Regions from separate parts of the Homo sapiens genome. Here region 2 is linked to region 1. The links are chromatin loops, found by intact Hi-C in ENCODE. Cell type or tissue: CD4-positive, alpha-beta T cell. All regions are shown on one strand. Region 1 overlaps POLR1A (RNA polymerase I subunit A). Region 2 overlaps LOC284950 (a long non-coding RNA gene).

Region 1 (4,000 bases):
CTGAGCGCGCAGCGTAGTCCACTCGCTTTCCCATCATGTGTTTTCGGAACAGGCCTTCTTTCTTCTCCAGGATCTTTATGGAGAAAAAAGGTCATAAAAAACATTCAACAAGAATTCCAGTAGGCTTATTAGTTTCTTGTTTCAATACACAATGTTTATTATTTATCTTCTGTAGCTAGCAATGGGAATCCAGTTTTTTGCTCACCTGCCTAATGCCTGGGTACTTGTCCATCATTAGTTTGTCCATCTCGCTATCAAACACAATATTGACGTGGCTCTGAAGGCGAATCCAAATGTTGTAAAGTTTGTCTATGAGGGACTGGCCTGGAAGTGTACTCAAAAAGGATCGGTCAATAGCAATCAAAGAGTCTTTTTCCTGGAAGATGAAACCAAGAAAACAGGGATGATGGAAAAAAGCTCCAAAAGGCCTGGCTTGATTTAATTTTTCTTTCTTACCCTGGATCTGACAACTATGCACTCTGGAGTTTATCTCCTCTGAACCTGACAGATCAGAGACAAACATGCTAATAAATCAATCTTGTAAGTACATGTCAATAAGACATATCAGCACTATTATATATTTACCAGCCTGTCTCTTTCTAGTAGTAAGATGAACTCAAAATTTATAAGCATGCTTCTTTCTTAAGGCATTTTTGCTGAAATCCCTTAATATGCAATTCCTAAAGAAAACTAAGAAGTCCTTCCCACATCAGTACATTTCTTATGAAGTTCTGTTATCTTGCCAGATAACCAATTCTCACATGCAGTTTCAGTTTTATTTATGGCTTTGAAAAACTTGATCCAAACCAATTACAAACATGCAGGTGGAACAATTTCTTAAAAGGAACTAGGTTTGCCATACGATATTCTATGTCATCAACTAAGATGTGGGTCTCCAGCTGAGCTATATCAAGTTAGTGGCTGATTGCCAAGTCTCATTGGAATATTTAACCAATCCTTTTTTAATATTTTTGCCCCTAGCCCTGTCTCCTCCTCTCTCCCACTCCCTACCCAGGGGACAGAAATACACAGAAGCCTTCAGCTGGCTTAGAGCACCACCTATTGATACTGTCTGGCCACCTACTGGCCCAATCGACTGGGTATGACACAAGGAGACAGATGGTCCCACGTCTTCCAGTGTGGGCAGATAAGAGAAGAAACCTGTCAGTGTCTTGAGGTGGGAGGGTGAGGGTGGGTGAAGATTCAGTAAACGAGAATGTTATGAAAACCCAGTAGTGATGAAGTGGGCTTGTCATCAAACCTGAGGAACACAGGAATCTTCTTTAGCTCTAGGGAAAATAGATGTATTCTACATAAAACACTCAGGGTCCCCTTCTGGCTGGAGTCCCAGAGGGAGATACGATCACCTGCATGATGACCGGGCCCTGTTAGCCCAACTCACTGCTCATGGCATTACCTGGCTCAAGACCAGTGATTGTGAAATGAGTGAGAACTTGTCTCACTGGAGTATCCCCAATGCCTAGACGGTGACTGGCAAGGGCTGCCATGAGGATGGAACACAGAGAGTAAGGGGGGAGAAAAAACACATCCTGTCAATCACAAGGAAAGAGGGCAGTGGGACATAGGAATCAGAGGATGCTATTTGCCCCTCAGAGGCGAAGCATTTGTTTGACAAAGGGGACGACCAATTTTTCTTTTTTTTTTAATTATTGAGATGGGGTCTAACTCTGTTACCCAGGCTGGAGGGCAGTGGTGCGATCACAGCTCTCTGCAGCCTCGACTTCCCTGGCTCCAGTGATCCTCCCACCTCAGCCCCCTGAGTAGCTGGCACCATAGGCATGAACCACCATGCCCAGCTATTTTTTGTATTTTTGGTAGAGACAGGGTTTCGCCATGTTGCCCACCTGGTCTAAAACTCCTGGGCTCAAGTGAACCTCCTGCCTCAGCCTCCCAAAGTGCTGGGATTACAGGCTTGAGCTATCATGCCTGGCCAGGCTGCCCGATTTTTAAGGGACATCAACCCTGGTCACTGGGTACAGTTATCCCATGGTCTTTTCTTGGAAACTGCACTAAGGCATGCACATGGCTGATGTCTTTTACACTAAGGAGTTTTTAAAAGCACACCAATGCGGGCCGATCAGGAAACAAGCAAAACCACAGAAAGCCCCAAGTGTAACCTGCACCATAAGTGTCCAAGAGACAGTGGCGCCACCTTGTGATGGGCCTGGCAGACAGCGGGACTGTCGCAGCGGCTGGAGTCTGAGAACCCGGACTGTCTACCCAAGGCTGCCTATTTGCATCCAGAGAGTACTTTAGAGCTGGGAAGGATCTTGATGACCTCAGCAAGCTTCCTGGGTGCCCAATTCACCTTTGTACCCACTGAACACCTACTAATTAACCCGGCACACAGATGGGGCTCAGGAAATGTTAGTTGAAACTGTCCTATTCTGAGAGGAATTTCCACTCTGCAATACTGCCTTCCTGACCCCAATGCTGGAGACATTAACGTGTCCAAAATAGAGCTGGCAACATGAGCTCTAGTACTGTGACCCAAAAGGGACACTCTTAAAGCCTGAGGGAAGTAGGCTATTCTTTCTAGAGCTGCGAGAGCTGGTAGCCCGGAACAGCCTAGGTGTGAAATCTCACCACAAATCACATGCACTTTATAGCAGACACTAGTATAAGGAAGTGACTCAACTAGGGTCACCTGGCATGGTCGTTCGGTGTAGAAGCTAGACCAGAACCCACACCTTTCCATGCTCAGACCCATGTGTGTCCCCCTAATGTTCCTAGGTGCCCCCTAAGCCCAGAGCTCACACTAAGGCTGCTGCCAGCTGCACAGAACATCCCAGGAAGCATCTCCCAGACCCAGTGTCTACATCCACAGCTCACAGAGTTAGCACTAAGCATGTGTGCTCATCACATCAGCAACAGAGCAGCCCTGACCTCATCTGTAGTGGGTGTGGCCACTTCCTCTGGCAACTTCTGTTCTTGGGCCATCAATGCCAGAAGTTTTCGAATCAGAACTACATCCTTCATGACAGCCTGCAAGTTCACCGTCTGGCCATTAGTAAACATCTGGTCTCCTAGGCGACTGACTGGGCGATACCTGCAGGGGGACATACGGAATAAATGAATGTTTAGTGTGAGGAAAGGGTCATGTTCTTCAGCCTCTCACCCATGCCTACTGTAGGGAGCACACCCCACCATGCTCAAAACAACCAACCTTCCTAACCAACATTCCGGCTGGGTGTGGTGGCTTAAGCCTGTAATCCCAGTACTTTGGGAAGCCATGGCAGGTGGATCACTGGAGGTCAGGAGTTCGAGACCAGCCTGGCCAACATGGTGAAACCCCATCTCTATGTAAAATACAAAAATTATTTGGGTGTGGTGGTGCGTGCCTGTAATCCCAGCTACTCAGGAGGCTGAGGTAGGAGAATCACTTGAACCCAGGAGGCAGAGGTTGCAGTAAGTCAAGGTCATGCCACTGCACTCCAGCCTGGGAGACAGTGCAAGACTCCACTTCAAAACAAACAAACAAAAACAACCAACATTCCTATTGCGTTCACAACAAACGGGAAGGAAAGCAAGCCCTCCCACCACCTGCACCTGGAGCGGAACTGCAGCTTTGTCTCTCAGTGCCCTTGGCCCTTTCACCTCTCCTAGAGGTCACATTTCAGTTCCTTAGTACGCTTTTTTTCAGGTGAAATAAGTTAATTAAAGGGTATTACCTTGAGGGCGGCACCACCAAGAAATCTAGAAAGAACACACTGGGATTGAATCTGGATTCCATACCATCATCATCCATTCCCGAAAAAAGGTAGTTCAGAAAGAATCCTGCGTTGGAAAGAAATAAACCAAGAAGACCATTTAAATCTATCACTAAGGGCATGGGAGGACAACCATAAAAATATTACTGAGTGAGGAAAAAACAGAATACAAGATAATATGTAGAGTTAAGGTCACAGTTTTCTTTTTTGAGAAAAGGTCTCACTCCTGTCGCCCAGGCTGCTGTGCAGTGGTGCGATCATGACTCACT
Region 2 (4,000 bases), 250 kb before region 1:
TATTTGTCTTTTTATTCTTGAGTTGTAATTGTTCTTTATATATTCTAGATACAAGCAACTTATTATGTTTATAGTTTGCAAACAATTTTTTCCCATTCTTTGGGTTGTCTTTTCACTGTTTTGATAGTGTCTTTTGAAGCCCCAAAGTTTTTTATTCTGATGGCTGGTTTATCTGTTTTTTTCTTTAGTTGCTCATGCTTTTGGTGTCAATCTAAGAATGCAGTGCCAAATCCAGGGTCATAAGGATTTATCACTATGTTTTCTTCTGTGACTTTTATGATTTTAGTTCTTCTTTATAGGTCATTGATCCATTTTGAGTTAGTTTTTTTATACAGTGTGAAATATGGATCCAACTTCATTCTTTTGCATGTGGAAATTCAGGTGTCCCCACATCATTTGCTGAGGGGACTATTCTTTTTCCATTGAAAGAAGTTGGCACTCTTGCTCAAAATCAACTGGCCATAGATATGTGGGTTAATTTCTGGGCTCTCAGTTCCATTCTGTTGATGTATAGATCTGTCCTTATGCCCATACCACACTGTTTTGATTACTGTCATTTTATAGCAGGTTTTAAAATTGGGTAGCATAAATTATCCAACTTTTTCAAGATTTCTTTAGCTATTTGTGTTTTCTTGCATTTTCATATGCATTTTAAAAGCAACTTGTCCATTGCTGAAGTCGAAATTTTGATAGGGATTGCATTGAATTTGGAATCTGGGAGTATTGCTATCTTAATAATGTTAAGTTTTTCAATCTATAAACATGGGATGTCTTTCCACTCATTTAGATCTTCTTTAGTTTTCAACAATATTTTGTAGTTTTCAGAGCATAAGTTTTGTACTTCTTTTGTTAAATATGTTCATAAGTATCTTTCTGATGCTAATATAAATGAGTTTTTTTTTAAGACAAAGTTTTGCTCTGTCACCAAGGCTGGAGTGCAGCGGTGTGATCTCAGCTCATTGCAACCTCTGCCTAACGGGTTCAAGTGATTCCCCTGCCTCAGTCTACTGCGTAGCTGGGATTACAGGTGCCCACGACCACACCCAGCTAATTTTTTGTATTTTTAGTAGAGACAAGGTTTCACCATATCGGCCAGGCTGGTCTTGAACTCCTGACCTCAAGTGGTCCACCTGCCTCGGCCTCCCAAAGTGCTGAGATTACAGGCTTGAACCACTGTACCCAGACTGGAATTGTTTTCTTAACTTCATTTTTTATTTGCTCATAACTACTGTATAGAAATAAACTGATTTTTGTACACTGATCACATATCCTTGTAAACTTGCTAAACTCATTTATTAGTTTAATCATTTTCAGTGAATTCCTTAGGATTTTCAACGTACAAGATCATGTTATCTGCAAATGAAGACAATTGTACTTCTTCCTTTCCAATATGGATGGCTTTTACTTTATTTCCTTGCCTCATTGCCCTGGCTGGCCTCTTTAGTACAATGTTGAACAGAAGCTGTGTGAACAGACATCCTTGTCTTGTTCCTGATCTTCTGGGGAAAGCATTTTGTGTTTCAGCATTGAGTGAAAGCCCTTTAGCTGTGGCCTTTTCTAGATGTCCTTTAACAGGTTGAGGAGACCGAGTTCTTCAGAGGAGGAGCTGTGTCAGCTCTGAGGTGACGCACAGCATTGTCAGCTTTCTGAGTCTGAGGTCCCGGCTGGCTGGGAGGAGATGATGTCCTGAAGGATGTGGACATGATGGGCTGGGGCTCTGGGGACTTGAGGGGAGTCCCCGCTGCAGACCTGGGTATGGGAATAAAAAGGCAATATCAAAGGCAGTAATTGGACCCGTGGGAGTGGACCATCTCGGGAAGAGAAAAGAGCATCGGGGCAGAGATGTGGGAGAGGGGAGGGGAGCCCGAGAAATGGTCAGAGAAGGAGGAGAAAATCCAGACTGTGCAGGGAGGAGAGAAGTGCCCCAGCAGCTGAAGACGGTGCCAGAGCCTACTGGCTGGGGGGACCTTGCAGAAGAATGGGCCAGACCCACTGGGGGCCACCTGGTAGCCCGGCGCTGAGAGCTGTGCACGCGGCCTCACAACACCAGGTGGCGCGGTGGACCATTGTAACAGCCACTCCTCTTAGCCCTGGTGGTTTCTTTTCATTAACGACAAATGAAAGAGCTGGGGCCTCGCCAAGCCCCTGTTCAACCGATGGAACCTCTGAGAGGGGCTGTGACCTTCCTGAAAGCATTACAGGGGCATTGTGGCAAAGGTGGGGCTGCCTCCTGGCCTCCTGGCTCCTGTCCCAGGATCTCTCTCCAGTCACCCCTTACCTACCCCAAAGGGATCTAGAAAAGTGGCTGGCGGAATACCCGGTCAGAAGGCAGCCTGGAAGGACTTGAGGTCCACCAAACCCGTCTAGGTCCCCAGCACCACCTGCTTTTCAGTGTTGCCTGCGGTGAGATCACCTTCCTCAGCTTTCCCATCGATTCTCTGCTCCCAGTTCCCCACTCCCCATTCTCTTTCCACTCAGAGCCACATGATTTTCAGTTTAAGCTGAATTGAGTCACTCTCCGCGCCCCCCCCGCCCCTGTAACATCCCTCAGGGGCTCCAAATTGCTCCTTACCCCTACATTCATCTCCCTCATCGCAGCCACACCCTGAGCCTATGCTCACTTTGTGATTTGGTTGTTAAAGCATGTCCTGCTTTAACAACCCTTCTCGAAAGCTGCTAGTTTTGCCTGGAACGCTCCTCCTGCCCTCCTGCCGGCCCCCTAATTAGCATTTTGGTCTCAGTTTAGACTCACCTGGTTTTCCTGGTGCGCTCCCGTGGTGCGCCTCCCCTTTGCTTTGACACCGCCTTTGTCATGTTGACTTGTTTAGCATCTTTTCCCTCTAGACTGAGGATCCAGAACAGTAGGCAGGGTCCATGTTAGGTGCAGCCTGTCATCAGCGCCCAGCCATGGCTCTCTGCAGGCCATGGGAACTAAAGGTGGCGGTGCTGGCAGGGCAGGATAGGAGGTGGCGCCAGGAGCCACAGGGCAGTATTTCGAGGACAGCCCTGCTGGGTACTAAGATACAGCCAAGAGTGTCTGGAATGATGGGCAGAGCATCAACTGGTTTCAGAGTTTGAACAAATGGTGTTCAGAACAGCATGTTCTGCCAGAATGGTCAGCCAGACTGCCAGGACTGAGGGTCCTACAGAAGGACCCCCTTTGTCATTCTCACTTCCGTATTCCAGAACCGGGGGTATTTTAGTGTGTGGGAAAATAAAGCAATCGTTGAGTTCGATTTCAGTCCCAAGTTTTGGAAAACGTGTGGGTGCATCTGCAGTAGATAGGTCTCAGCACGGCCTTTGTTCCAACCCAGTCAGAACTCAACCAGAATTGGGGCCAGTAGATCCTTGAGCCAGACAATGACAACATGGAGGTACCCATAAAGCCTAGGGGTGACAAGCACCCAGCCATGCCATTCCTGTGGATACGAGGGTTGTTGGCCCATAGGACAAACTCTTCACAACATTTCCCTCTCCCTTCCCTCTTGCAGCTAGTTGCATCAGTGGGTGGTAATAGAGGTTCTGAATTTTCCCAGTGCATGGGCGGGACGGCTGAGGGGCTCCATGAATGCAAGTTTATTACACAAAGGAAGTCACCTATCTCTTTATGTACATAGAGACTTCCAGAAGGCTAAAGAAATAAAAAATGATCTAAATGAGCTTTTCTCCTTTGTATTTCATATTTCAGTGTTACAAATATATAAAATCTTTTTTTGGGGGAGTATTCAAACTTGGACAATACAAATTAGGCAGTCCAGGGGCTGGGCATGGTGGCTCACACCTGTAATCCCAGCATTTTGGGAGGCCAAGGTGGGTGGATCACTTGAGGTCAGGAGTTCAAGACCAGCCTGGCCAACATGGTGAAACCCTATCTCTACTAAAAAAATACAAAAATTAGCTGGGCGTGGTGGTGGGCACCTGTAATCTCAGATACTCAGAAGGCTGAGGCAGGAGAATCACTTGAACCTGGGAGGTGGAGCTTGCAGTGAGCCGAGATGGT

The links. A loop is a pair of places that touch in the nucleus more often than their neighbours do. Peaks named below come from ENCODE experiments on the same cell type or tissue, not always from the same donor. Only the 100,000 strongest peaks of a DNase experiment are listed, where the experiment ranks them.
Region 2: a loop joins it to region 1, with 9 times the contacts of the local background. A loop is called at or near these places in 107 of 110 quality-filtered maps.

Annotation. Positions count from the first base shown.
Region 1 is chr2:86,077,909-86,081,908 of GRCh38, forward strand. POLR1A (RNA polymerase I subunit A) reads right to left here. Exons shown (of 34, transcript NM_015425.6): 8 at 3,693-3,798; 9 at 2,908-3,070; 10 at 206-376; 11 at 1-73. Among named protein-coding and RNA genes, the nearest start is that of POLR1A, 26 kb to the right of the region's middle. In CD4-positive, alpha-beta T cell, CTCF peaks have their summits at 1,065 (motif pointing left), 2,190 (motif pointing left) and 2,393; DNase peaks (open chromatin) are centred at 1,063, 2,163, 2,603 and 2,913; H3K27ac peaks cover 1,548 bases.
Region 2 is chr2:85,825,529-85,829,528 of GRCh38, forward strand. LOC284950 (a long non-coding RNA gene) reads left to right here. Exons shown (of 3, transcript NR_038888.1): 3 at 1-1,260. Among named protein-coding and RNA genes, the nearest start is that of MIR6071, 44 kb to the left of the region's middle. In CD4-positive, alpha-beta T cell, CTCF peaks have their summits at 2,028 (motif pointing right) and 2,237; a DNase peak (open chromatin) is centred at 2,063; H3K27ac peaks cover 300 bases.